Regions from separate parts of the Homo sapiens genome. Here region 2 is linked to region 1. A link is an interaction called in ENCODE POLR2A ChIA-PET data of the cell type or tissue named here. Cell type or tissue: MCF 10A. All regions are shown on one strand. Each heading gives the region's core, and the rest is flanking DNA. Links, peaks and the distances in the headings are about the cores only.

Region 1 (15,461 bases), core at 4,354-8,353:
AACAATCCCCGAACCAGAATAGGTGCAGAGAGGCTCCCCTGAATCTTTTAAAATAGTATTTTTTTTTTTTACAGAAGTTTCAGTTTCACAGCAAAGTTGAGCAGAAGATATGGAGATTTTTCATATACCCCCCTGCTAAAAATTATAAGTAATTTTTCATTTTTTAGTTTTTATAGCCCCTGGAAAGATAAACCAACTTCCTAAATCTTCAGTGTTTCTCGTAATAAGACCGGAAGGGGTTATGATTTGACATTGTCACTATCAGGCTATCTTTATTAAATACTTGGATGGGCTGAGCCTGGTGGCTTATGCCTGTAATCCCAGCACTTTGGGAGGCCGAGGCCAGCCTGGTTACCATGGCGAAACCCAGTCTCTACTAAAAATACACACACACAAAAATTAACCAGGCGTGGTGGTGCATGCCTGTAGTCCCAGCTACTTGGGAGGCTGAAGCAGGGGGAATTGCTTGAACCTGGGAGGTGGAGGTTGCACCACTGCACTCCAGTCTGGGCGACAGAGTGAGACTTCATCTCATAAATACATACATACATACATACATACATACATACATACATACATACTGGGATACCATGGGATCTTTTTGTTGTTGTTGTTGTGTCCCCCAACTCCTGTTGTAATCTCCAACATCCTCTGCCACCCCGACACCCTGTCATCCTGCTGACTCCCACTAACCCCACTCCTCACCCTCCACTCCATATGTTTTTTTTTTTTTTTTTTTGAGACTGCATCTGGCTCTGTCACCCAGGCTGGAGTGCAGTGGCGCGATCTCGGCTCACTGCAAGCTCCGCCTCCCGGGTTCACACCATTCTCCTGCCTCGGCCTCCTGAGTAGCTGGGACTACGGGCACCCGCCACCATGCCTGGCAAGTTTTTTGTATTTTTAGTAGAGACGGGGTTTCACCGTGTTAGCCAGGATGGTCTCAATCTCCTGACCTCGTGATCCGCCCGCCTCAGCCTCCCAAAGTGCTGGGATTACAGGTGTGAGCCACCGCACCCGGCCGCCATGGGATCTTTTCTCCAAGTTATGAATTCAAAAGAACTAGGTGCTAGACCAGCCCTGTCCAATAGTATGTTAAGTGAAGATAGAACTATTTCTATAAGACTAACCATTAGCCGCATGTGCTGTTGAACATACTTGAGTTGAAAAACTGAATTTTAATTTTTATTTAATTTTAATTAATTTAGATTTAAATAGGCACATGTGGCTATTCTAATTAAATAGTCACATTTGGCTAGTTGCTACTGTATTAGAAAGTGGAGTTTTAGGCCAGGCACAGTGGCTCACATTTGCAGTCCCAGCACATGGTGAGGCCAAGGCAGGAAGGTCTCTTGAGCCCAGGAGTTTGAAACCAGCTGGGGCAAGATAGACCCCCATCTCTCCAAAAAGTTTTTAAAAATTAGCCAGGCATGATATCACATGCTTGTGGCCTTAGCAACTTAGTAGGCTGAGACAGGAGGATGGCTTGAGCCTTAAACCCAGAAGGTCAAGGTTGCAGTGAGCTGTGTTCATGCCACTGCACTCCAGCCTGGATGACAGAGCAAGACCCTGTCTCAAGATAAATACACAAATATATACATACATGCATACGAACAAAAGAAAGAGAGTCTTAGACCTTGCTCTGTTACTTAGGAGTTAGAAGACTTTGGGCAACTCAGTAACTTTTCTGAACTCCCAGTTTCATATAGTTGGGATAATAACCCATCTTAAAGGTTACTCACAGAATTAGTTACCCATGGAGTGATAACTTACCCACAGAGTGAGTTTGGAGATCAAATGAGATGATGTATTGTTCGTGCTTTTGAAATGTAGGAAGTAATATTCTCATTTAAGAATGGAGGAGCTTGGATCCACCATCTTGATGTTGTGACTATGAAAGCAGCTTTAATATACACACACACACACACCTACCTCTAAGTTATGTCAAAACTAGTATTTAGGAATGCAACTGGGCTGGGTGTAGTGGCTCATGCCTGTAATTTCAGCACTTTGGGAGGCCAAGGTGAGTGGATTGCTTGAGCTCAGGAGTTTGAGACCAGCCTGGACAACATGGCGAAATCTAATCTCTACAAAAAATACAGAAATTAGCTGGATGTGGTAGCAAGTGCCTGTAGTCACAGCTTAGGAGGCTGAGGCAAGAGGATCGCTTAGCCTGGGAGCTGAGATTGTGCCACTGCACTCTAGCCTGGGCAACAGAGTGAGACCCTGCCTCCCTCACACCCCCACCCAAAAGGAATAGGAACTGTTTTCCAATAAATACAGTTCTTAATTTTACTTTCTTTCCTATCAGTGGATTAAAAGACAATTGCTATAAATTGTTAGAAATCAAAGAACCACTAGTCAGCATGGTACTACTCTGTTAAGATCATTCTCCTTTTGGTCATATATTAGCAGGACTATCATTTTATGAGCTTGCCCTCTTCCTGGGAGTAGATGTTTCTTTTTAACCTCTTTCTCTTGAAAGCAAACAAACAAGTGGCTGTGTTAGAAATGTTTTTAAATTTCTGGGCAACTTACCAAGAGACAGAAATGTTTACCAGTGGGAATGCAGTAGTGATTCCAGGGCAGATGAGGGTCTGGTTTGAGAGTGATCTGTCCTCCATCCCCACTCCTATTTTTTTTAACAATTTTTTTTTTTAACTAAAATTGTAGGTTTCAAGAAAATAGCACTTGTTTGCTTTTAAGTGGAGTGTTACACTATCAAAGACATTAAGTCTCAGTGGATACTTCATCAGTGAGTGAGTTTGGGTGGGGACTAAGGCAAGGGCAAATCCTCTCTCTCTGGGCCTTTATCATCTCTCATACGCTCTAGTCCATTTGGGAGTTACTGAAAGCTCTGTGTGATCATCTCTCAACTGCTGCCCCTGTGTGTCAAAGAAGTTTGGCTATGATCCACCCAGTGCCCCTTTCCAATAGGAGCCCAGAAAAGGCTTTCCCCAAACCTTGCAGTTGGCCCTCTGCCCCAGTCCGGTCAGTGCCCTCGGACTCCCGCTTCCGTCAGAGCTCAGTTGCAGGATATGGTGGTGTAACCCATTTGGTGATCGTTTCCTTATCTTTTCATTCTTTAAGAGGCAGAGAACCCTACCTAGTGAGATGATGTGTCCTCACTACAGGAATGTGACTGTGTAATTGTAGTTGAATCCCTAGTTTAAGTTGCATTTGATAAACATCACAGTGAAACATGTTTTCCAGAAGTGAGGCTGACCTGATCCCTAGAGTTGAAGCTGAGAGAAAATTGTGTTAGGTATGTGGCTTCAGGAATCTTCTCTTTTATCACAGGAGAAGGCACATCAGTCCCAGGCATTTTACGTTGCATTTGTGTCAACATCCTTGTCTCGCTTCTGCTGTTGTAGAGTGTGTTTCTACCTCAGTGATCAGTGACTAGCATAGAACCTCCTTCTTGGCCAGTTGCCAACAAATCCTTAAATAATACTCTGCAGTGAGTGGTGTGTTCATGTTCTGAGTGTATTCATGGTTCGGTCCGAAGAAGAATCCAACCATGAGCTGTGTTGAATAGGCCATAAAAAGTAGTCGTCATCATTTTTTTTTTTTTTTTTTTTTGAGACGGAGTGTTGCTCTGTTGCCCAGGCAGGAGTGCAGTGGGGCAATCTTGGCTCACTGAATCCTCTGCCTCCTGGGTTCAAGCAATTGCCTCGGCCTCCTAGGTAGCTGGGATTACAGGCGCCTGCCACCCACGCCCGGCTAATTTTTGTATTTTTAGTAGAGACGAGGTTTCACCATGCTCGAACTCCTGACCTCAGGTGATCCGTCCACCTCGACCTCCCCAAAGTGCTGGGATTACAGTCATGAGCCATTGTGCCTGGCTGAAAGTAGTCTTTTTGATATGAGTTCTTGTTACAGTTTGATGTCTAAAAAGTACAGCAGGTGTTAAGTTTCATTAATAATTGGTTATTGAAGAATCTGAGATATCCAAGGCTAACTTCTTATCAAGAGTAAAAGAAGGTTATAACGTCACTTGTAGGTACTACTCAACTATTTTACCTGAACAATACACATCTTAATCACATGCCCAAGGGGAGTCCTGATAGATAACTGATGATGGTGGTGATTTAAAAGTCTTCAGGCCAGGCGCGATAGCTTATGCCAGTAATCCCAGCACTTGGGGAGGCCGAGGCAGGTGGATCACGAGGTCAACAGATCAAGACCATCCTGGCCAACGTGGTGAAACCTCTGTCTCTACTAAAAATACAAAAAATTAGCTGGGTGTGATGGCACGCGCCTGTCGTCCCAGCTACTCGGGAGGCTGAGGCAGGAGAATCACTTGAACCTGGGAGGCAGAGGTGGCAGTGAGCCGAGATCACACCACTGCACTCCAGCCTTGGCTACAGGGTGAGACTCTGTCTCAAAAAAAAAAAAAAAAAAAAAAAAAACCAAAAAAAAAAAACTTCAGCCAGGTGGGATGTTATTTGCAGGAGGGCACAGGTGACCTGGAATTTGTATTCTAAACAGATCACTTAGACGTATTGATTATGGGGACTTCAGAAAGAGGCAGTAGCTTTTTTAAAAAAATTGGTTTGCACTTTGCCAAAAAGTATACTGGAGTGAAAATAGACTGATCCAGGGTCTTAGACTGGGCTGTGGTATGAAAGCTAGATATAAACATGCCTGGCCTATGTCAAAGAGAAGCCTAGAAGGTCAGATTCAAAATATTTGACCACTGGTATGTTAACCTTTTGGAATTCCCTGTGTCGATACTCGTGCTAAATGAGATTGTGTGCTCACCTGTCTCAGTCTTGAGCCTCTTTGACCATCAGTGGGTCAAGAGCAGGAGACGCTGGAACAGTTTGCACTCTTGGGAAGGAAAAGATTGAGCATCCTGCGTCTCCACTTCTTACATTCATTCTTGGGAGTTGGTCTTCCTGCTGGTTTGGGTGGGGGTGATAGCCGGTGCCAAAACGGGTGGTGGCAAGCGTGCATACCAAAACAGGATGTGTATGAAGAACCCTTTATGACTGCTAGTTTGGATCGTTGCTTGCCCCAGAATATGCAGTCCCTTCTCCACACCCCGCCACCCAAATGCTTTCATTGATTCACATGAACTTAATTTTGGTGCTCATTTATCATGGTCAGTCTCTCGAACTGTTGACAACTCTTTGGTTGATGGTCTTTGTTAAAGGATTTTTGTAGGCATTTTTAGTGTGTCAGCTAAAAACAGAAAGACAAAAAATGGAAGTCAAGCCCGGTCCAATTAGCTCTCAGCATTTGACTCCATATACCTGCTGTTTCTTCCAGAATGGTAATAAAGGAAAAAAGCTACATCAGTAACAGCCCTTAAACTTAACATAGCTTCTAGCAGATGGCAAAGCACTTTCATTTTAATGCTAATAATTACCCAGTGCAGCAGTTAGTATAATTGCCATTTTGCAGATGAGGCTACTGAGCCTCAGAGGGGTCATGGGACTTGCTGTAGGTTACACGGGCACTGAAAGATAGGCAGACCCAATCCGGGTTTTCTGGCTACAAACCCTGTGCTAATTCCTGAAAGTCACAGTTTATACTGGTTCTTGTCCACATTGGAATTTTTGTGATGACAGCCTGCTATGCTTTCGCCAAAATTTCAACTTTAAAAAATCTTTGAAAATTGAGGAGGCTGGGTGTGGTGGCTCAAGCCTGTAATCCCAGCACTTTGGGAGATTGAGGTGGGTGGATCACTTGAGGTCAGGTGGTTGAGACCAGCCTGGCCAATGTGATGAAACCCTGTTTCTACTTTAAAAAAAAAAAAATTAGCCAGCTGTGGTGGCAGGCGCCTGTAATCCCAGCTACTTGGGAGGCTGAGGCAGGAGAATCACTTGAATCTGGGAGATGGAGGCTGCAGTGAGCCCAGATTGCACCACTGCACTCCAGGCTGGGCGACAGAGTTAGACTCCATCTCAAAAATGAATAAATAAATACACTATTAAAAAAAAAAAGAAAATTGAAAACAGCATCAAAGCAGGATCCATAGTTGGTGAGATCAGGTGGTGGAAGTGTCATTTGTAAGCGCTTCAGTACAAGTGCTTTCAGGTTGCTGTTCATTTGAAGGCCATGGGCATCTTTCTTCTTCTGTCATAATAACCCTTTGGTACATCAGAGGTTCTTGATTTCTTTTGTGCCATATATTCTTCATAGGGAATCTTCCACATCCTCTCAGAGTTGTCTAAGCAAGCACCTAAAATTCACATAGTTCCAGGGATCTATAGCTGCTCTAAAGTGGGTACAGTGTGCTCTAGGTTAAGAGATTCTGATCTACCCGGATATGGAATCCTAAGAAAAATCCTATCTAATGCTAGTGTCAACCCTTACATACCAGTGACACAGCCAACCTCTTCTGTCACTCAGTGTGTGAGGGACCCTCTCCATTCCCTGCACTACCAGTGAACCTCTGTGCTCCTCACCTTTTGGGTGCTAAGACCAAGGACTACATTTCTGTAGCTGCTTTCCATTGGGTGACTACCATGCCCCTGATAAAAATATCAGGGTGTGGAATCCATCCCATCTGAATTAAGCCCTAGCCAGGGTGTGAGGAAGATGGCAAAAAGCCCAGATTCTCTGACTCCCAGAAAAATATGCATTGCAATGATCCTGAAAGGAGTCCAGGAAATTAAAACTCTTTACCCACACAGCCAACAGAATTGACATTTTGAATCAAGCTATTGAGAAAATTCAGCAAGTCCTTCTTTACTAAGTGTAGTTTTAATCAGCACCTGGTATTAGAGAATAAGCAAATAAAATTCTTACTTTCTCACCTCTTCTTTGCCTTTGTTAGATTAGGGAAGCAATGTTTTCCGAATTTAGTGGCTTTAGCATTACCCAAAGAGCTTACTAAAGATTATTCTTAAGGCCTAGGAATCTGCATTCCAAGAGATTCTTGCACACCACAGACATTTTCATGCAAATGATTCTTGAACTACACTTGGAGAAACCCTGGGCTGTGGACTGCTGGCCTCTTTCCCCTTTTCATTTTTAGTGTGGCACAGAATATTTTTATTCTCTTCTTCCCAAGAGTTCTGAAGTAGAAGATTGCCCTGTCCCCATGATTCAAGAGTTAATGGCAAATTTCCGTTCTTTTCTTTTCTTTTTTTTTTTTTTTTTCTCGTTTGGAGACCGAGTCTCGTTCTGTCACCCAGGCTGGAGTGTAGTGGCGCAATCTCGGCTCACTACAAGCTCCGCCTCCTGGGTTCACGCCATTCTCCTGCCTCAGCCTCCAGAGTAGCTGGGACTACAGGCACCCGCCACCACGCCCGGCTAATTGTTTTTGTATTTTTAGTAGAGACGGGGTTTCACTATTTTAGCCGGGATGGTCTCAATGTCCTGACCTCATGATCCACCCGCCTCGGCCTCCCAAAGTCCTGGGATTACAGGCGTGAGCCACTGCGCCCGGCTGAGAGTTAATGGCAGATTTCTAAGACAGCTGACGCTTTTGCATATAAGATGACTGGGTACAGAAAAATTCTGAGCGTTCATCTCCAATGCTCGGAAAAGCCTGGCTTGCCTGCCTCTCTCATAGCTTTGTACCATATCGCTGGTCATTTTTGGCAAGTCAGTTAACTGCCTAAAGCTGTATGAGAAACTAATGCTAGGGCCAAAGGATGTGGCAAAAGACTCAGTTAACTTTGGATGGAGTTTGATTATACAGTGACTCTCTTTTCTGCTGTGCTGAAGGGAAAAGAAATAGGAGAATTTGTGCCCCTTTGACATTTTCTGAGGTTAGATCTGAAGCCTTCCCTGCTGTCTCATTGCCAATATTAGAGAAAATGACAAGGCAGCATTTATTTCCAAAGGAATAGCTAGGAAAAGATGGCCAAATGTGAAAGACTAGATTAAAATCACTGTTGTCTGTTATTTATTTGGTAACCCATCATGCATTTTGTTTCATCTTGGGGTTTTTTATTTAGAGACAGGTCTAGTTCTGTTGCCTAGGCTGGAGTGCAGTGGTGTGATCTTGGCTCACAGCAACCTTTGCCTCCCGGGCTCAAGTGATCCTCCCACCTCAGCCTCCCGAGTAGCTGGGATCACAGGGGTGTGCCACCACACCCAGCTAATTTATTTATTTTTTTGAGACAGAGTCTCGCTCTGTTGCCCAGGCTGGAGTGCAGTGGTGTGATCTTGGCTCGCTGCAACCTCCGCTACCCGGGTTCAAGCGATTCTCCTGCCTCAGCCTCCCGAGCAGCTGGGATTACAGGCGTGCACCGTCACACCCAGCTGATTTTTGTATTTTTAGTAGAGATGGGGTTTCACCGTGTTGGCCAGGATGCTCTTGATCTCTTGACCTCGTGATCCGCCCACCTCGTACTCCCAAAGTGTTGGGATTACAGGCGTGAGCCACCACGCCCAGCCCCAGCTAATTTTTTTGTAGAGATGGGGTCTCGCTAGCTTGAACTCCTGGGCTCAAGCAATATGCCCTCCTTGGCCTCCCAAAGTGTTGGAATTACAACCACACCGGGCATATCACACACTTCGTTTTCTATACTCCTTTACCTTCTGCCACCTCTTGATGAAATATATGTAAATAAAAAGATTTGGAATCAAAAGAACCAGAGTCTAGTGTTCATTCTGTAGTTGATTAGGATGTGATCTCAGGAAAGTCATTTCCCAACTGTAAAATGTGGAAAATAGTAAGTACTGAGAAGCTGAAGTGAGGTAATTTCTAACACATTGTGGAGGTTATTGGGGAAAACAAGGAGACCATTTTCAGCAAACCTGTTTATTTATGTTACCTCAGAAGCCTTTTTGTCAGTGTCAAGGTTCGCAGGCACCATTCTACTTTATTTCTTCTCATTATAGTTCACAGTTTTACAGGGTCCTGTGTGGCTTTGTCTCCCTGTGTTTCCACCCACTCTTCTTGTTTTCTGCCACCCTGGCCTCCTTGATGCCATGCAGGCAGGATCCCACTGAGAGCCTTTCCACATGCTGTTCTCTGCTTGGAGGGCTGTCTCCCAGAGGACTGCAGGGCTCACTCCCTTTTTTTACATCTCTCCTCCAATGTCACTTTTTTTTTCTTTTTTCTTTTTTTTTTTTGAAACAAAGACTCTGTTACTTAGGCTGGAGAGCAGTGGCTCAGTCTTAGCTCATCACAGCCTCAACCTCCTGGCCTCAAACAGTCCTCCTGCCTCGGCTCCCCCAAATAGATCGGACTACAGGTGCGCGCCACCATGCCTAATTTTTGTATTTTTCATAGAGACGGAGTTTCACTATATTGCCCAGGCTGGTCTTGAACTTCTGACCTCAAGCGATCTGCTTGCCTTGGCCTCCCAAAGTGCTAGGATTACAGGCATGAGCTGCCACCCCCAGCCAAATGTCACCTTATCAGAAAGTCTTTCCCTGACCACTCCATATAAAATGACCTCACCCCATCACTGTCACTTATAACTTGCTTTATAGTTCTTCATAGCATATACTGCCTCCTACTGTGTTACATGTTTGTTTTATGTATATCTTTCTTCAATTAAGTATAAGCTCCACGAAAACATGAATAACCCAACACTAAAACAGGGTCCGACACATGTAGGCTCGCAGATATTTATTGGAAGAATGAATGAGTAATGAACTGTTAGCACATCTGTAAGTAACCTCTTAGGGGACACATACCTCTGACTCCACTTTCTCACTTCTTATTCACTCTTTAATCTGTTGCAGTAAGTTTGTGCTTCCACCAATCCACTGGCATAGCTCTGAGACCACTGGCTATGTCCTAAGCATAAGTGATTCTCTGGAAACTTTATAAGCCTTATTTTGCCTGACTTCCCCACTGTTAGTGTCTCTCTGTCTTTCTGTCTACAGGCTTTTTCTTGAAGCTTACTTGGGGTAATAGCTTTGCCTCCTCCCCTCCTGCCTCTGTGGCCCTCCTCAGATTCCTGTGCTGGGTGGGCTCTCTTCATGCCTGTCCTTGAGTTCTGTGATTCTCCAAGACAGAACACAGTTTCTCCCCCACTTCCCTAAGTTTACTCGCCCTGGATCACCTGTCCAGGAGTGTTAATAGCACAACCATTCACCCAGTCACTCCAATTTGTTCTTTTAAGTGGCCTCTTGAACATTACTAGAGTGATCATAAAAATGCAGTCCTTGCTATTTTGCAATTTTATTGAAAAAATCAATTTTGTAAAAATCAGTTCAGACAAGGATCATCAGTAGATGCTAAAACTGTTATTAGGCAGTTAGTTGTGGGAAAACAGGATTTTCACGTGGCATCAAAATGATACCCCATAGATTATGTGTTAATTACAAAGACAGATCTGGTGTCACCTTTCAAACTTTTAGCACCATCACTGGTTATACAGCCTGATAACATATGCCCCTTGATGTTAAGAAGTACATATACCTATGTTTTCTTCTTGCCAAAAATGTTTAACCTAAATCTAATCATGAGGAAGCAAATTTAGAATACAGAACATTGTGCAAGACAAACAGCTTAGATACTTAAGTCAGTGTCATGAAAATGAAAAAGGTAGGGGTACTGTTCTAGATTGTGACCAAATTGACAACAACCAAATGCAGTGCATGATTCTTGATTAAATCTTGGGACCAGGTGTGGTGGCTCACGCCTGTAATCCCAGCAATTTGGGAGGCCAAGGCAGGTGGATCACGAGGTGAGGAGTTCAAGACCAGCCTGACCAACACGGTGAAACCCCGTCTTTACTAAAAATACAGAAAATTAGCCGGGCATGGTGGTGGGTACCTGTAATCCCAGCTACTCAGGAGGCTGAGGCAGGAGAATGGCTTGATCCCAGGAGGTGGAGGTTGCAGTGAGCCGAGATTGCGCCATCGAGATTGTGCCATTGCACTCCAGCCTGGGCAACAGAGCAAGACTCCGTCTCAAAAACAAAACAAAACAAAAAAAAACCCCTTGGCTTGGGGGAAAAATCTAAACAGCTATAAAAGAACATTTTGGAGGCAATTGAGGAAATTCAGATATGGACTGTAGGTTATATTGAATTAATTTTTTCAGGTGCGATAAAAGTATCTTAGTTATGTAAGAAAATGTCCTTATTCTTAGGAAATGCACACTGAAGAATTTAGGGGTAAAATGTCATAACTGATATCTGCAACTTTCAAGTGATTCCATAAGTGAAGAAAATTACGGTATATGAGAGAAAGAGAATAAATATGGCTAAAAGATAACTGGTCAATCTAGGTCAGAGTTATAAAGCTGTTCATTATTTGTTCTTTCAGTGTTTCTGTAGGTTTGAAAAGTGCAAAATTGAGGGAGGGAAGGGAGTTGTGAGAGTGTGTATGTTGGGGGTAATGAAATTAATATATGGCAGTCACCAGGTGTATTCTTGATAATTTTTATTTATTTATTTGAGACAGGCTCTTATTCTGTTGCCCAGGCTGGAGTGTAGTGGTGTGATCACGGCTCACTGCAGCCTGGACCTCCCCAGCTCAGGCGATTCTTCCATCTCAGCCTCCCAAGTAGCTGGGACTACAGGTGATTGCCACCATGCCTGACTAGTTTTTAAATTTTTCTGTAGAGTGGGTGCCGCCACATTGCCCAAGCTGGTGCCAAACTCCTGGCCTCAAGTGATCCACTGGCCTTGGCCTGCCAGGGTGCTGGGGTTACAGGTGTGAGCCACTGCACCAGGCCCTCATTTTTTTTTTTTAAAACATAAAACATCAAGTCAGAAGCAACTCCCCTGCCCACCTCCATGCAGTTCTGATTATATCCTTCCCTTGCCACATATCCCTTCTCTGATGAATGTGGTGGCTACACGTCGATCTCAGGATGCAATCCTTAATAGCACGTGAGAAATATCGTGCCATTTCCTTTGGGCTCCATGGTTTCTGATGAGAAATACGCTGTCATTCAAATTGTTTTTCTCTGACTGTAAAGATTTTTTCTTTTAGTTTTCCAAAGTTTAATTATGGCTTATGTTACTATAAATTTTTTTCCAGTTATCTTATTTGGGGTTTAACTTGGCTTGTTGAATCTGTAGACTTACATATCTTGCCAAATTTGGGAAGTTTTCGGCAATTAATGTAAGAACTGTTTCAGCCCCACCCTCTTTTTCCTCTCTTTCATCACTTCTGTGACACAATGTTAGATTTTTTATTAAAGTCTCACAGGCTCCTGGGGCTCTGTTCTTTTATTTCCCTTCTCCAGTCTCTTTTCTTTCTGTTGTTCAGATTAGGTATTTCTATTCTGTATTCTGGTTCACCGAATCTTTCCTTTGTCTCCTTTATTCTGCTGTAATATGTTTGTAATATGTTAGGAGTCTCTGTATGTTCTTTCCTGTTTTAGCTGACCCTTTGAATCTGGTTCAGTAGGGAAGGTGGGGATGGTGCCATCTCGTTATGACCAGGTGGAAATAGAAGTTCAGGTTCCTCATTTGGCAGCCACTGACATCTGAGTTGGTGGTAGGAGAGGGACTTCTCATTCGGGGCGAGAGTTCCAGCTCCCAATGTAGTCTGTATGCACACCATGGTGGGGGTGCATGCTGTTACCACTGGGCAGTGGCGAAAGTCATGGCTCTCCACCAGCCCTCCTCTGACATCATCCAGCAGGGACTGGGAGAGGTGCCTTATGAATGCCAGATAGGGAGGGGTGTTTGTTACTGGCTGGTGGGAATGAAAGCAGCTTCCTACTTGGCCCTTTCTGACACCACCCCAGCCAAGGGTATTGGGGCATCTCATTACACCCTTGCAAGGATGGAAGTCTAGATTCCTAACTTGGCCTTTAGGGGGAGGTGGGAATGAGACCACCATTTTTTTCTGTGGTATTTGGAGTAGAACAAGTATCTAAAAGTTTTCTGTTGTGCTGGGCTGCCCTTTCCTAATCCTTTGGCTAGAGAGAACATATTTTGCTAGGGCTTTTTTTTGTCTGTACCCATTGGCATTTTTGGGTTGCCAACATCTTCAGCTTTAAGCCTGGATATATGAAGCAGAAAAAAAAAGGGAGGGGGTGGGGAACTTACCACCATGTCTCTTTTTTTGGGTCCCATGGTCCCTAGCTAGTTCTCTCCACCTTACAGTATCTACTTTTGCTTGTTTCATATAGAATGTTCAGAGTTTTAACTAGTACTTAGTGACAAAAATACAGAAAAATGTCTACCCCATCTGAAGCAGAAGCCTCTACAGTAGTACATTAAGTTTTTTTTGTTTGTTTTTGTTTTTGTTTTTTTTTGAGACAGTCTTGCTGTGTCGCTCAGGCTAGAGTGCAGTGGCATGATCTTGGCTGACTGCAACCTCTGCCTCCTGGATTCAAGCAATTCTCCTGCCTCAGCCTCCTGAGGAGTTGGGATTACAGGTGTGCGTAACCACACCCGGCTAATTTTTGTCTGTTTAGTAGAGACGGGGTTTTGCCATGTTGGCCAGGCTGGTTTCGAACTCCTGACCTCAAGTGATCCCCCCCGACCTCGGCCTCCCAAAGTGCTGGGATTACAGGTGTGAGCCACTGTGCCTAGCCCATTAAAGTTCTTAATGGAGTGGGCCCAGCTTATTCTTCTAGCCACATTATCCTCACTTGAATTCCTTGGTTCAACCATATCAAACTACTTGTAGTTCTTTGAGCTTGCCTTGTTCTTTTATACCTTCATGTTTGTGTTCTAGTTCTTCCTTAGCCTCAGCTATCTCCCCACTCTTCCTTGTCTGGCTTTGGTGTTCCTATTCAATTCATTTACACACTGTTCCCCCAGGTTAAATTTTGCCTCTTTTGTCCTTTACAGCACCTTAAATTACCACTACTGTTTTACTTCCATCTTATATTTGTCTCTTTTCCCCACTAGACCATCATCTTTTTGAGGACTGGGACCCCATCTGTATATTCTTATCCTCAGTGACTGGCATAGTGCTTACTTAAGGGCTGCTTATTGGATACATGGATGGATGGGTGGGTGGGCGGGCAGATGGAGGGATGGATGGATGGAAATATTTCTAGTTTCTACCTCGTTTGTTAAATGGGTTTATTCCTATACACACATGTAGCCCTCATTGATGTTCTGTGTATATGCTCCCTGCTTCCACACTGGAAAAAGAAACCCAGCAGGCTTGCCTGAAAGAAGGGCTGCTTGGACTGTGGCACTCCAGTGACCTCTATTAAGTGTATTATGTTCATAGCCTTTGAGTTCCTCTGGTTACAGAATTGTTGGTGAGCTTCTGGCGTATTATCAGAGATAGGAACCATCATTTTTATTACGATAACACCTAATAAAGCAACATTCAGACCTAGACACTTAATACATATTCCTTCATGATAGTGATGAGGAAATGAGGTTTCATAATGAATTGTTGTCATTCCTTGCTCAGAGGCATTTCTAGAACTGCTTGTGAATCCTAGAAGACTCATTTACCTACTTGTTTAAGTAAATCTGGAGCTGGCAAGGGAAAAGTGTTGGCTTGATGTCCTAAATTACCAAGGTAGGTTGGTTTTTAAGAGTCTTCATACTTACTCTTCAGTGCCAGATTAAATCAAGACCATTCTGGCCCTGGGGCCCCTGCGCTGTCATCACACATCTGTGTCGACACACTGAGCACAGCACTGAGCTCCTCCTTTGCTATATATTGGATGCCTGTGTGAAAGTGTGTGTGTGTGTGTGTGTGTGTATATATATATATACACATACATACATGTATATATTTTTTCCCCCCGAGATGGAGTCTTGCTCTGTCACCCAGGTTGGAGTACAGTGTCACGGTCTCGGCTCACTGCAACCTTCGCCTCCCAGGTTTAAGCATTTCTCCTGCCTCAGCCTCCAGAGTAGCTGGGATTATAGGCGCGCACCACCACGCCCAGCTAATTTTTGTATTTTTAGTAGTGGGGGGTGGTTTCACCATGTTGGCCAGGCTGGTCTCGAACTCCTGACCTCAGGTGATCCACCTGCCTCGGCCTCCCAAAGTGCTGGGATTACGGGCGTGAGCCACTGCGCCCAGCCTGGATGCCAGTATGTATTTAAAAATTAAGTGGAAACAGTTTTTCACCTTTTATATCTTTAATTGACAAATGACCTCATTTAATTTAGGCAGCAAACAAGTTAGGAGAGAAAGAAAATGGGTGCTGGAAAGAGGGAACAAAATATTAATTGGTAGTTGTAGCCAGCCAGGGGCGGGGTCCACATCTAGAACTGAAACTGTGATTAAGAATGGCACACCTCTTGGCCACTTCTGTTCATTTGTTTTCTCTGGGGAGCTTGCTTATTTTTCCTTTCAGGATTTTCTGCACACTTCCTTTGTTCACACAAAGCCACACAAGAGCTCCAATGGAACCAGCTCCTGGGGCAGCAGGAAAGGATCGAGAACTACCCTCTGATATTGAATATATATATTCTTATAAACACACATGACTCTTGTCTTTGCATTGGTCTTTGGGGGCTTCTCTTTCTAGAGACTGCTTTCTTGGAGTGTCTGGGAAAATGCAGTTTTGAGTAATATGCTGGCTCCTCCTAGCAAAGCTATTAAGGTAGCAGGGAGAGGGGAGATGGAGTCTAAGATGAATGCAGCCCTCGTAGTTGGAC
Region 2 (15,461 bases), core at 5,286-9,285, 160 kb before region 1:
TAAGAGGTTGTCCTGCAACATGCTTGACTTTCTCTCCACAGCATGCTTTTCTTAACAGTGAATTTCCTAATTTTAACATATTTTGTTGGCTGGGTGCAGTGGCTCATACCTGTAATCCCAGCACTTTGGGAAGCCAAGCCAGGTGGATCACCTGAGGTCAGGAGTTCAAAACCACCCTGGCCAATATGGTGAAACCCTGTCTCTACTAAAAATACAAAAAAAAAAAAAAAAAAAAAAGACTGCATGTTGTGGCTCACGCCTGTAATCCCAGCACTTTGGGAGGTTGAGACGGGTGTATCACCTGAGGTCGGGAGTTCGAGACCAGCCTGACCAACATAGAGAAACCCCATCTCTACTAAAAATACAAAATTAGCCAGGCGTGGTAATGCATGCCTGTAATCCCAGCTACTCGGGAGGCTGAGTAGGAGAATCACTTGAACCTAGGAGGTGGAGGTTGTGGTGAGCTGAGATCGCACCATTGCACTCCAGCATGGACAACAAGAGCAAAACTCTGTCTCAAAAAAAAAAAAAAAAAATTAGCTGGGTGTGGTGGTATGCGTCTGTAGTCCCAGCTACTCAGGAGGCTGAGGTGGGAGAATTGCTTGAACCTGGGAGACGGAGGCTGCATTGAGCCAAGATCACGCCACTGCACTCCAGCCTGGGAGACAGTGAGACTCTGTCTCCAAAAATAAATAAATCTTTTGTGATCCAGGTAAGCTGAGAATTTCCCAAATCATCAAGTACTGATTTCTTTTTTTTTTTTTTTTTTTTGAGACGGAGTTTCGCTCTGTTGCCCAGGCTGGAGTGCAGTGGTGTGATCTCGGCTCACTGCAAGCTCCACCTCCCAGGTTTGCACCATTCTTCTGCCTCAGCCTCCTGAATAGCTGGGACTACAGGCTCCTGCCACCACGCCCAGCTAATTTTTTTGTACTTTTAGTAGAGACGGGGTTTCACTGTGTTAGCCAGGATGGTCTCGATCTCCTGACCTCGTGATCCGCCCGTCTCGGCCTCCCAAAGTGCTGGGGTTACAGGTGTGAGCCACCGCACCCGGCCAATTTCTTTTTGTTTAACATTTCTCCTATTAATTTTTCCTCTTATGTTTTACTGCAAATAACAAGAAGAAACCAGGCTGTACCTTCAGTATGTTGCTTGGGAATCTAAATTTCCAAATTCCTTGCTTAAAAATTCTGCTTTCCATACAACTGTTGGACACAATTTAGCTAACCTTTCTGCTACTGTAAAACGAGGATCGTCTTTCTGTTAGTTTCCAATAACGTGTTCCTCATTTCCTTCTGAGTGCTTGTCAAGAGTACCTTTAACATTCATATTTTTACCAACATTCTGTTTATAAAAGTATATGTACTCTATACAACAACACAGATTTTCTCTACTTTAGTTTTCACTTCCTGTGAGCCACCACACTCAGCCCTTAAAGCCTTTCAGTGGATTGAATCAGGCCCATCCAGATTATCTAGGACAGCCTCCTTTATTTAAAGCCAAGTGATTATGAATGTTAGTTACATCTACAAAATACTTTCACAGCAACACTTCAGATTAATGTTTGGTTGAATAATTGGGGACTGTAGCTTAGTCAAGCTGACACATAAAACTGACCATCACACCATCATTATTATTTCTTGCCTGGATTATTGATATATATATATATATTTTTAATTATTATTATTTTTATTTTTATTTTTGAGAAGGAGTCTTGCTGTGTCACCCAGGCTGGAGTGCAGTGGCGCAGTCTTGGCTCACTGAAACCTCTGCCTCCTGAGTTCGAGATTCTCCCACCCCAGCCACCTAAATAGCTGGGATTACAGGCGTGAGCCACCACACCCAGCTAATTTTTGTATTTTTAGTAGAGACTGGTTTCGCTGTGTTAGCCAGGCTGGTCTTGAATTCCTGACCTCAAGTGATCTGCCTGCCTTGGCTTCCCAAAGTGCTGGAATTAAAGGCGTGAGCCACCATGCCCGGCCTGCAATATCTTCTTTTGAAGTGCATTCTCTGCTTCTGCCCTTGATTTCTTATTATCTGTTCTCCAGTTATTAATAGTAGCTAAAGTCTGTTTCAAGATCTGCCACTCCTCCCTTTGCTTACTCTGTGGCAACCCCATTGGTTTCCCTGCTTTTCCTGCATCTGCCAGGTCTTTGTGCTTGCTGTTCCCTCTACCCGAAATACTCTCTCCCTTCGCATGGTTTACTTCCTCACTTTTTTCAGATGTTTGCTCAGATGTCTCCTTATCAGAGAGGTTACCATATATAAAAAAGTGGCCAGGCCTGGTGGCTCATGCCTGTAATCCCAGCACTTTGGGAGGCCGAGGCGAGTGGGTCACGAGGTCAGGAGATTGAGACCACCCTGGCTAACACGGTGAAACCCCATCTCTACTAAAAAAAAAAAAAAAAAAAAATACAAAAAATTAGCCAGGCGTGGTGGCGGGCACCTGTAGTCCCAGCTACTCGGGAGGCTGAGGCAGGAGAATGGCGTGAACCCAGGAGGTGGAGCTTGCAGTGAGCCGAGATTGTGCCAGTGTGCTCCAGCCTGGGCAACAGAGCGAGACTCCGTCTCAAAAAAAAAAAACAAAAAACAACCTTACTCCTCAATCCCTGGCATTCCCTACTCCCCTTATCCTGCTTCACTTTTCTCCAGAAGACTTATTACCACTTGACATTCATCTGTTTGTTGTCCGTCTCTTCCCACTAGATGATCGTCTGTACAAGGGCAGGGACTTTGTCAATTTCTGTATCCTCAACACCAACAGTACTTGGCATGTAGTAGGTGTTAATAAGTACTTTTTGAATAAATGAATGAATGAATGAATTGAATTCTTATTTTACCTCTCAAGTGGCATTTGACATAGTTGATTTTTTGTAGGACATTATTCTCCTAATGGCTAGGCCATTCTTTCTTTCTTTTTTTTTCTTTTTTTTTTTTGAGACAGAGTCTTGCTCTGTCGCCCAGGCTGGAGTGCAGTGGTGAGATCTCGGCTCACTGCAAGCTCCGCCTCCCGGGTTCATGCCATTCTCCTGCCTCAGCCTCCCGAGTAGCTGGGACTACAGGCGCCCGCCACCACGCCTGGCTAATTTTTTGTATTTTTTAGTAGAAACGGGGTTTCACCGTGTTAGCCAGGATGGTCTCGATCTCCTGACCTTGTGATCCACCGGCCTCGGCCTCCCAAAGTGCTGGCATTACAGGCGTGAGCCACCGCGCCTGGCTAGGCCATTCTTTCTACCACACCTGCCATTTTTTGTCTCTTTTGCTAGCTCCTTTTCAATTTGGCCTCCGTTTGTGAGATTTTCTCAAGACTCAGCCTTAAATCCTTTTGTTTTCTCTCTCTGTAGGAGACCTCATCCAGTCCCATAGCTTTAAATAACATTTACATGACAATGATTCCCAAATGTGTATCTTCATCATTTTGCCTGTCTGCCTCCCTGCCCGCCCTCCCTCCCTCCCTCCCTCCCTCCCTCCCTCCCTCCTTCCCTCCTTCCCTCCTTCCCTCCTTCCTTCCTTCCTTCCTTCTCTCGTCTCTCTCTTTCTTTCGTCTTGCTTTTCTTTTCTGGGGTAGAGGCTCACTCTGTTATCCAAGCTGGAGTGCAGTGATGCCAGCTCAGGTCACTGCAACCTATGCCCCTGGAGCTCAAGCAATCCTCCCACCTTGGCCTCCCAAGTAGCTGGGGTTACAGGTGTGCACCACCATGCCCAGATAATTTTTGTATTTTTTTGTAGAATATTTTTTGTTTCACCATGTTGCCCAGGCTGGGCTCGAACTGCTGGGTTTAAGTGATCCGCCTGCTTCAGCCTTCCAAAAGTGCTGGGATTACAGACGTGAGCCACTGTGCTCAGCTACTCCATCTTTTTTGAATGTTAGTCACTTTCTATCTCCATTGGGATGGCTCACAGACATCTCAAATTTACATTCCAAAGTGAACTCTTAATCCTCATTTCCTACTGCTAAAGTTGCTCTGGCTCCAACGTTCCCCATTTCTGTAAATGGCACTTGTGTCTACCTTGTTAACATAAGTCAGAAACCTGAAGGGGAATCTTTGGCATCTCCCTTTTCCTCCTCACGTCCATTCCATTATCCATTTCTGTTGATAATCACTCCATAAATATTACCTCATTTGTCACCTTCTTATCTCTGCCACTAAAACTACTCTAGCTAGTCTAAGCCACCCTATTTCCAGTTAAACCAATTAAATAAATGCTTAATTGGTTTTCTTCCGTCCGTCATTCTCTCTAACTCCCTTCAGTCAATTCTCCACACTGAAGCCAGAGTTTTAAAATGCATATCTAATCATACCATGCTCTTTCCTCTTCCCTCAAGCCTTTTGCTCTCTGTAGGCTCCAAGCAGGTGCCTTAAATGAATGGTATTGGGTATATCATGGGTTTTAATAAAGAGTGGTAGGAACTGTGGCAAATTGAAGAGTACATGCTCTAAGGTATCCACTTGTTAGTTCTAGTATATTGTTGGCATGAAGGAGTGTAGACTTTGAATTGCTGATCTTCTGATTTCTTTTCAAAAAGAAGCCAGAAGTCTGGAATTTTTAAATTGTGAATTTTCTTTATTTTAAAATGTTGATGAACAATTTAAATTTTAAAAATGTGTATACTTAGGGATAAATCTGATAAAAATAATGAAATAATAAACTTAATGAAATAATTAAATGAAAATATTGGCCGGGTGCAGTGGCTCACGCCTGTAATCCCAGCACTTTGGGAGGCCGAGGCGGGCAGATCACTTGAGGTTAGGAGTTCAAGACCAGCCTGGCCCACGTGGCGAAACCCCATCTCTACTAAAAATACAACAATTAGCTGGGCATGGTGGTGGCCATCTGTAATTCCAGCTACTCGGGAGGCTGAGGCAGGAGAATCACTTGAACTGAGGAGACAGAGGTTGCAGTGAGCTGAGATTATGCCATTGTACTCCAGCCTGGGTGACAGAACCCTGTCTCAAAAGAGAAAAAAAAAAAAAAGAAAAGAAAATATAGGACCTTTTACACTGAAAATTATAAAACATTGCCAAGAGAAGTTAAAGAAGACCTAAATAAGTGGAGATATACCATCTGCATGATTTGAAAGACCCAATATTGTTAAGCTGTCCAGTCTTCCCCAAATAATCTAAAGATTGTGTCTTCCCCAAAATCTCAGCAGGACTTTTTGGGGAGAAATTGACTTTCTGAATCTAAAATTCACATGGAAATACAAGGGACCTATAATAGCCAAAACAATTTACAAGAGGAAGAACAAACAAAATTACTTGATTTCAAAACTTGTTATAAAGCAAGAGTAATCAAGACAATGCAGTATTTACCAGTCATTGGAACACCATAAAGAGTCCAGAAATAGATACATACATATATAGTCAATTGATTTTCAGCAATAGCGCAAACATAATTCAGAAGGGGAAAGTATAGTCTTTTTAACAGCTATTGCTGGAACAAGTGGATATTTGTATGTAAAGAAATGAACCTCAATCCCAGTCTCATATGATACATAAAAATTAATTTGAAATGGTTTGTAGACCTAAACATACAAACTAAAAGCATAAAACTTATAGGAGAAATCATGGGACTAAATCTTTGAGACCTTGACATAGGCAGATTTTTTTTTTTCTAGCACGTGTAAGGAGCACTCACCATAAAAGTAAAAATTGATAAATTGCACTTTATTAAAATTAAAGCCTTCTGTTCTTTAGAAGACACCATAAGAAACTAAAAAGGTAAGCCACAGACTTGGGAGGAAATATTTACACATGCTATATATATCCAGAATATGTTTTAAAAAACTTTAAAAATTTAATAATATGACAAATGGCCCAATTAAAAAATAAGTAGAAGACTTGAATGGACATTTCTTAGAAGAAAATATTTATGGGCCAGGCGCTGCAGCTCATGCCTGTAATCCCAGCACTTTGGGAGGCCGAGGCAGGCAGATCACCTGAGGTCGAGAGTTTGAGACCAGCCTGACCAACATGGAGAAACCTCGTCTCTACTAAAAATACAGAATCATTTGGGTGTGGTGGCTTATGCCAGTAATCCTAGCTACTTGGGAGGCTGAGGCAGGAGAATCCCTTGAACCCAGGATGCGTAGGTTGCAGTGAGCCGAGATCGCGCCATTGCACTCCAGTCTGGTAACGAGAGCGAAACTCCGTCTCAAAAGAAAAAGAAAAAATATTTATGAATGTCCAAAACATGTAAAAAGATACTCAACATAATTGCAAGGGAAATATAATATTTTTTTTTTTTTTTGGAGACAGGGTCTCACTTTGTCACCCAGGCTAGAGTGCTTTGGCGTGATCATAGTTAACTGCAACCTTGACCTCTGTGGCTCAAGTGATCCTCTCACCTTAGCCTCCCAAGTAGCTGGGACTACAGGTGGGTGCTACCATGCCTGGCTAACATAAAATTTTTTTATTTTTTTTTATTTTTTATTTATTTATTTATTTATTTATTTTTTTGAGACAGAGTTCTGCTCTTGTTGCCCAGGCTGGAGTACAATGGTGTGATCCCGGCTTACTGCAACCTCTGCCGCCTAGATTCTAGTGATTCTCCTGCCTCAGCCTCCCGAGTAGCTGGGATTACAGGCATGCGCCACCATGCCCGGCTAATTTTTTTGTATTTTTAGTAGAGACAGGGTTTCTCCATGTTGGTCAGGCTGGTCTCAAACTCCCAACCTCAGGTGATCCGCCCGCCTCGGCCTCCCAAAGTGCTGGGATTACAGGCATGAGCCACCACGCCCGGCTTATTTTTTTATTTTTTGAAACAGGGTCTCCATCACTCAGGCTGGAGTGCACACGATCCCGGCTCACTGCAACCTTTGCCTCGTGTGTTCAAGCAGTTCTCCCACTTCAGCCTCCAGAGTAGCTGGGACCATAGGTGTGCGCCACTACGCCTGGCTATTTTTTGGGTATTTTTTGGTAGAGATGGGGTTTCACCATGTCAGCCAGGCTGGAAAAATTTTTTTTTTTCTAGAGACAGGGTCTCTCTGTATTTCCCAGGGTGGTCTTGAATTCCTAGGCCCAAGCAATCCTTCTGTCTTAGTATCCCAAAGTGTTGGGATTACAGGCACGAGCCACCATACCTGGACAGAAATACAAATTAAAACCACAGTGAGACAGCATTTTATTCCCATTAGAATGGCTAAAGTTTAAAAAGATGGACAGTTCCAAGAATTGGTGAGAATGTAGAGCAGTAGTTCAGGCCTGTTGCTTGTAGGAGTGTGACATGGTACAGCCACTTTGGAAAGTTTGTCAGTTTCTTACAAGGTTAGATATATACTTATTCAATTTAGCAATACTACTCTTAGGTGTTTGTTACCCAAGAGAAATGAAAACATACAGTCAACAAAAAACCATGTGAATGTTCATAGCAGCTTTATTCACAATAGCTGGAAAAATTGGAAACAACCCAAATGCCATCAACAGGTGAATGGATAAACAAGTTGGATAAATAAACAATGGATTACTACTTAGAAAAAAGAAAGGAATGAATTATGGATACATGCAGCACTGTGAATGAATCTCAAAAACATGTTGAGTGAAAGAAAACAAAAGAGAACTTACTATATGATTTCATTTATAAGAAGTTCTACACTAGGCAAAACTAACCTGTAGTCATAGAAATTAGATCAGTGGTGATTAGATGCAGTAAGGGTGGAATATTGACTGCAAAGGATATGAAGAGTGATGGGAATGTCCTTGTTATTGTTGTTTTTGGGCCAGGGTCTTGCTCTGTCACCTAGGGTGGAGTGCAGTGGCATGATCATGGCTCACTGCAGGCTCGACCTCCTGTGCTCAAGTGATCCTCCCACCTTAGGCTCCTGAGTAGCTGGGCAGCCATGCACCACTATACCCAGCTAAGTTTTAAACATTGTTTTGTAGAGACAGAGCCTTACTATGTTGTCCGGGCTGGTATCAAACTCCTAGCCTCAAGTGATCCTCCTGCCTTGGGCTTCCAAAATGCTAGGATTACAGGTGTGAGTCACTGTGCCTGGCTTATGGAAATGTTTTTTTTTCTTGATTGAGATTGATGATTTATGAGAGTATACACTTATCAAAACTCACTGAAACTGTACACTCAAAATGTGTGCTTTTTATTGTATGCAAATTATACTTCAAAGTTGATTAAAAAGTACTCTCCAGGTCAATACTCTGTGGACTAAACAAAAAACGTTTGCGTGCCAAATTTGATTGAGGTAGCCAGTTCTTAACAGCTAATCTACACTGCCACACATGTGTGTACTGTAAGAGTGCCTGACTTGTAATAGGTCCTCACATTTCTGTTGAATGAATGAGTGGCTGAATAACGTACCTTCTTGCAGCCCCATTGCAGGAAGATAGTTCATCCTTCATTCTCTTGCCGTTTCCTAACTGCAGTCATTTTAGAGAGTTAATTTTTTTTGGTTTCTCCTGGAAGTGGTCTCTTGAGTATGCATGAGATCATTCATTCATTCAAATAGTTACTGAGTATCTACCATATGTATTTACATTGCCTAAATAAAGTACTTGCTCATTGTGAGGAATTACACAAATGTCAGTTGATTATATATGAAATTTACATTTGACTTATAAAAGCAAATGCTGGATAAGCTGTTCTTAGAATCTGTTTCAACTACCATTTCTTTGGTTTTTGCCTTTGTACTCTGCTATCTGTGGAAAAATAACATAGGCTTAATAACAGACTCTGTACATAACTTTTTAGATGAGAAGAAGCAAAAACATTTCCACATATTCTGGTATAGCTATAGAAATTGTTTTTGTTTTTTTTCTTCCTTTCCAGTTAGAGTCTGAGCAATGAGTGGACTGACTTAATTTAGTTGCTAGAACCAAATTGCTTCTTGGTCTTGTAGTTAGTCTATAGCTGTGTACCATCTTCATGAAATCTGATTATGACTAATGTAGACTTTTATAGGTCATCAAGCAGAATTAGTCTGTTTTTCTTCAAACAGAACTTTAAAAATTACTGGTTATCATTCTGTACTGATAATTGTCATTTCTCTAACCTTGGTCAAGCTGCCCTGAATTCATGGAACAGCTTTCCTGTCCCATGCTCCAAACTCCTTGCTCATTGTTAAAGTTAGCATGAGTCTAAACTCCTTTGGGAAACAGCTCTCTTTGGGCAGGGCGCAGTGGCTCATTCCTGTCATCTCAGCAGTTTGGGAGGCTGAGGTGGGAGGATTACTTGAGGCTGGGAATTCGAGACCAGCCTGGGCAACACAGTAAGACCATGTCTCTACAAAAAATTTAATTAAAAAAAAAAGCTGGATGTGGTGGTTTGAGTGCCTTTAGTTCTAGCTACTTGGAAGGCTGAAGCAGGAGGATCACTCGAATCCAGGAAGTCAAGGCTGCAGTGAGCAAAGATTGTGCCACTGCACTCCAGCCTGAGTGACAGAGCAAGACCTCTAAAAATAAAAAGTAAAAATAGGCTGGGCGCAGTGGCTCACGCCTGTAATCCCAGCACTTTGGGAGACCAAGGTGGGCAGATCACTTTAGGTCAGGAGTTCGAGACCAGCCTGGCCAACATGCTGAAACCCCTTCTCTACTAAAAATACAAAAAATCGGCCGGGCGTGGTGGCACACGCGTGTAATCCCAGCTACATGGGAGGCTGAGGCCGGAAAATCACTTGAGCCCGGGACATGGAGGTTGCAGTGAGCCGAGATGGCATCACTGCCTGCCAGCCTGGACAACAGAGCAAGTCTCTATCTCAAAAAAAAAAAAAAAAAAAAAAAGTAAAAGAAAACAACTCTCTTTGGTGAACACAAATGAATCATCCAATCTCAAATTTGTTTTCAGACTCACCTCTTCCTTTAATGCCCTTCTATTATTTCTCTTTTTTTTTACTTATTTTTCCCTCCAAGACTTTTTTTCCCCTATTTATGTCATAGTGTCACTGGGGTAGTAGTTGCGCCTAATTGATATATTTTCTTTCTTATGTATCTAATATATCTATGCCAAGCAAGTTTAATAAAACCAGGAAGATTGATGGTGGATTCCTAGTATGAAGCTGAATAATATGTGTTTAGAGTCCATAATGGATAAAAAGTACAATACTTGAGATACTGTGGACCTAGGTCTTTTCTCCCCCACTTTTTCTTGGCACATTCCCCTGAAAAGGAAGCCAAGGAGATTAAGAGCTGCTTCTGTCTGATAATAGCTCAGAAATTTAAGAGGAGGCAGTTCCTACAGCAGCAATCTGAGTCCAGTAAGAGAGCTTAATGAACTGCCTTTACCTGTACAGTAGTCAGTTTGTCTCTGCTGAGACATCAGAGGAACTGAGAGAAATTTAACAGGAATATAAGAATGAGGAAAAAAGAGGCTGGGTATGGTGGCTTATGCCTGTAATCTCAGCATTTTGGGAGGCCGAGGCTGGTGGATCATCTCAGGTCAGGAGTTTGAGACCAGCCTGCCCAACATGGTGAAACCTTATCTCTACTAAAAATATAAAATATTAGCTGGGCATGGTGGCAGGTACCTGTAGTCCCAGCTACCCGGGAGGCTGAGGCAGGAGAATCGTCTGAACCCAGGAGGTGGAGGTTGCGGTGAGCTGAGATCACGCCACTGCCCTCCAAGCCTGGGCAACAGGGTGAGACTCTGTCTCAAAAAAAAAAAAAAAAAAAAGAGAAAAAAAAGAAACAGACATTTGGAATTGCATGTATGTGTAATCTTGATAGTTTAATTTGGAAAGATCTATTTATCCTCTTTACTCTGATTAGAACTGTTTGTACTTACGCTCAAGCTAGAATTAATATATTAAAGAGGACATACGTTTATCTGCCTTTCAGAATATATTATTTCAAATACCTGTTATCTTTGATGGGTTTACTTTTTTTTGAGGTAGAGTCTTGCTCTGACTCTGAGGCTGGAGTGCAGTGGCGCAGTCTCGACTCACCACAACCTCCGCTGCCCGGGTTCAAGCAATTCTCCTGCCTCAGCCTCCCGAGTAGCTGGATTACAGGTGCCCTCCACCATGCCTGGCTAATTGTTTGTATTTCTAGTAGAGACAGGGTTTCACCATGTTGGCTAGGCTGATCTTGAACTCCTGACCTCAAGTGATCCACCCATCTAGGCCTCCCAGAGTGCTGGGATTACAGATGTGAACCACCGTGCCCAGCCTAAAATCTTGGTTAGTCATTTTTCACTATCAAAAATTTAAAGTGTTTTTTTTTTTTTTTTTTTTTTGTTAAAGAGACAGGGTCTCACTCTGTTGCCCAGGCTGGCAGTGATGCAGTCTTAGCTCACCATAGCCTCAAACTCCTGGGCTCGAGTGATCCTCCCGCCTGAGCTTCCTGAATAGCTGAGATTACAAATTCAAGCCACAATATCTGACTAAATGTACTTTCTGGCTAAATGTAATTTTTTTTTTTTTTTTTTGAGAAGGAGTCTTGCTCTGTCACCCAGGCTGGAGTGCAGTGGTGTGATCTCAGCACACTGCAACCTCCACCTCCCAGGTTCAAGTGATTCCCCTGCCTCAGCCTCCTGAGAAGCTGGGACTACAGGTGTGCACCACCACAACCAGCTAATTTTTTGTATTTTAGTAGAAATGGGGTTTCACCATGTTGGCCAGGATGGTCTCGATCTCCTGACCTCATGATCCGCCTGCCTCGGCCTCCCAAAGTGCTGGGTTTATAGGCATGAGCCACCATGCCCAACTAAATGTAATTTTATATTCCTACCAACAACGTAAAGGGTTCCAGTTTCTCCACATCTTTACCAAAACTTGTTTATTTGATAACAGTCATTCTAATGGGTGCGATGTGGTAATCTTACATTTTTAGTATTTTCATATATAAGGGATAACATAGTGCTGCCCCTGTGGTTATTATCACATTACTGTGTTCCCCCTGCCAACAAAAAAGTACCTCATATTGAAGTACTTTTATTTTTATTATGCAGAAGAGCAGGGACCTTGTCCATCTTCATCACTAGTATCCCTAGGGCTCAGACAGTACCTGACACATTATACTTGCTTAGCAAGTATTTGAATGAATGAATGAATGGAAAGTAGGGAGGCATGGTGTAGTGGTTAAGACCAAAGACTTTGGCATCAAACAGACCTGAGGTTGAGTCCTGGTTTCCTCATTTGTAAAATGGATTTGATAGTGCCTCCCTCATAGGATTGTGGTGGGATTAAATGAGGTCACATCTACAGCACCTGGTGCACTGTAATTATCCCATAAGTGGCAGCTATTATTTAAAAAGGTCACCTGGCCAAAGGGGCATCAGTAGACTTGAAGTTTAAAATTTTTCATCTGTCACTAATCAGCTACGTAATACTGAACAAATTGTCTAACCTCTCTGGGTCTGAGTTGTTTCCTCTGTAAAATTAGGACCTTAAGTTAGATGACAGGCCGGGCATGGTGGCTCATGCCTGTAATCCCAGAACTGTTGGGAGGGCTAGGCAGGTGGATCACCTGAGGTCGGGAGTTTGAGACCAGCCTGGCCAACATGGTGAAACACCGTCCCGTCCCTACTAAAAATAAAAAAGTAGCCGGGTGTGTAGTCCCAACTACTCGGGAGTCTGAGGCAGGAGAGTCGCTTGAACCCAGGAGGCGGAGGTTGCAGTGAGCAGAGATTGTGCCACTGCACTCCAGCCTGGGCGACAGAGTGAGATTCCGTCTCAAAGAAAAAAACAAAAAGATGACCCCTGATGGCCTGTCTATGATTTTCATTTGATCCTTACAGTTGTTACTGTATTAACTGAAGGAATTATTACCATGACAATCTCAACTTTAATTATATTGGAGATTGTTAATCCCAAAGTCTAAATCTCAGAAGCATCTAAACAATAGAATTGATGTTAAAGAATTTTTCTGAAGCAAAAATCATTCCATTTCAAAAGTTAAACAATTGGAACAGTTGAAGAATAGTTTGCCCTAGTGTGGAGTGTTTAATAATGATGTAATGTGCCAGGCTATGTATGATTGCTTAGTGATCATAGAAATGGATGAATGCAGATTGTAATGCAGATTGCACTGATGGCTAGGTGGTTTTGCTGAGTTGTGTTGTGCTCAGCTGTTGGGAAGGCTTGCTTTAAGGATACCTTTCTGTCCATGCTATGGTGCTGATTCGTGGAGGAAATAAAATAATCCTTAAGAGAAGATTTCTGATTTTTGATATGTAGCTTGTTGTGTACCTGTTGTTCTTTTTTTTTTTTTTTTGAGACGGAGTCTCGCTCTGTCGCCCAGGCTGGAGTGCAGTGGTGTGATCTCAGCTCACTGCAAGCTCCGACTCTCAGGCTCACGCCATTCTCCTGCCTCAGCCTCCCGTGTAGCTGGGACTATAGGCGCCCACCAGCATGCCCTGCTAATTTTTTGTATTTTTAGTAGAGATGGGGTTTCACCGTGTTAGCCAGGATGGTCTCGATTTCCTGACCTTGTGATCTGCACTCCTCGGCCTCCCAGAGTGCTGGGATTACAAGCGTGAGCCACCGCACCCGGCCTTGTGTACCTGTTGTTCTTAGCAAACGTGACACCAGGTATGCAAACTCATTCTGGCTGGGCTTTGAGGGCAAGGAGGTTATGGCTTCACCCAGCACAGTTACTTGTTTTTCATACAAATAACTTTGAGCAGATAGTGGAAGAAACTAATTTTCTATTGTGTATCTGTTTTCTGTTAGGCACTGTTAGGTGCTTTCATGTATGCTATCTTACTTGATTTTATTTGTTAACAAAATAGTTATTTTTGTATGTATGTGTTGCTGAGTGTAACCACCCCAAATCACTTACAAGACACTCCTGAGCTTGATAATGATTTTTGTACATGAGTCCCTAGAGCCTTTGTTAGGAAGTCACTGCTGCTAGCCCCAGAAATTATATGCTGCCTTCAAAGAGGAGCTCCTTTGGCTTTGTTAGGAACAAATAACCTGATAGCTTTTGCCACCAAACTCCCTTATGTCTTCAGAGCTTCTTTCTGGTGGTCTGATGTCTCCAAAGAGGAATCCTAAGCACTTTTTCCCTCTGAAAAGAATTATAATTGGTGATTAGGCCTCCAGATGAAGCATATACACATGCACACACACACAAACAAAAACTTACCTATTATTAGTTCATTGGTCATGTGGAAGAATTTCTATAATTTAGATCTTTGTTTAAACATTTGTCTAATGGAAAGCATATGGGACCATGGAAGCTACTTAATAGCTATGTGACCTTGAGACAGTGTAAACTCCTGGGGCTCTGTCCTCATCAGTAAAGTGGAAATATACTTAATCTTGTTGGGGTGTGGTCAAGATAAAGTGAAATATATGTAAAGCTCATGAGTATTTAACAGATGTAGGCATTGTTTCCTGTTACTCCTTCCATTCTGTTTTTCAAATGACTGAGTAAAATCTCTTTGAGCATAACTAACTTTATTAAGTTTCTTTATTAAGATTATTTGGCCACATGCCCCAGAGATTGATGGTGAAATTTATTTTCCTTTCCTTATCAATTACAAACACTACTAGAAATTTATTCTTGTTCAGACTTTGGAATGAGAATTTTTTTTTTTTCAGAGAGAATTAAATGAGTTTGCTTTAGGCAGCTTTCTGAGAGCTGGCAGATTTGGATAGGAGTATTAGAATTGCTTTCATAGTGGAGTCCCCACCTGGAACATAGTTGGCAGGAGGAAGAAAGGTTATATAATCACATTCCTTATCAGATTTTCCGTAGAGTTTATTGTCTCCTGAAACACTCAAGGAAGTCCCTTACTCCTTTCCTTTCAATCAAGAAGCTGATTGTGGAATAGGAGATGAATAAATGAAAATTAATCTGACTTTAGCAATTTGAGAATGAAAAGAATGCTAACCACCAGGCATGTGGGCCTGTTTTAGCTTCCCAGGAACCTCCTCAGAGGGCATGACATGTTGGTTGTAAGCATTAAAACAAACAATCCCAACCCAAACTGTAGATGAAGCCTGGACTAAGTAAGGCAATTTAAAAGATTTTAGGTTGGTAATGGAATATAGAGATGATTTTCCCTGGCCAAAATCAGTTTTGATGTTTTGATTTTACTCATTTAAAATTCTTCTTGGTAAAAAATTATTCTCGATCAATCCATTCTTTCCAGAGTAACAAGAATGATCTTCTTAAAAACATAAATGGAATCACATCACTTCTCTGCTCAAAACTCTTACCTGCGGTGGTTTTTCCATTGTGCTTAGAATAATATCCAGATTTCATCCCATGACCTACAAGGTGCACACATACTGTATCTTTGCTGATCTCACCACCTCTTCTGGCATCCCACTCCCTTCAGTCGGCTGCACTGTCATCCGTTGGTCTTCAGTCCTTTCAACTTTCCTTATCACTATATCTAAAAAGTTGGCACTTTCTGCCCACAAAAGTCCCTTCTTTGCTGGTTTTATAACTTGGAGAAGTTTGAAATTGGTTTTCTGCTTGATGGCTTGCCTACTTACTTGTTTTTGTTTTCCTGTGCTGTTAGATTATAAACCCCATCAGAGCAGAGACCATGTTTTATCTTTT

Evidence for each region. Peaks named below come from ENCODE experiments on the same cell type or tissue, not always from the same donor. Only the 100,000 strongest peaks of a DNase experiment are listed, where the experiment ranks them.
Region 2: POLR2A ChIA-PET joins it to region 1 with 5 read pairs; 5 of 35 experiments call an interaction of 5 or more read pairs at or near these places.

Annotation. Positions count from the first base shown.
Region 1 is chr22:40,440,924-40,456,384 of GRCh38, reverse strand. All of the region lies in intron 4 of MRTFA (myocardin related transcription factor A), which reads left to right. Among named protein-coding and RNA genes, the nearest start is that of MRTFA-AS1, 73 kb to the left of the region's middle. RefSeq lists a silencer at 432-655. In MCF 10A, for the core only: no CTCF peak of the experiment used is centred there; a DNase peak (open chromatin) is centred at 6,554.
Region 2 is chr22:40,605,200-40,620,660 of GRCh38, reverse strand. All of the region lies in intron 1 of MRTFA (myocardin related transcription factor A), which reads left to right. Among named protein-coding and RNA genes, the nearest start is that of MRTFA, 24 kb to the left of the region's middle. In MCF 10A, for the core only: no CTCF peak of the experiment used is centred there; no DNase peak of the experiment used is centred there.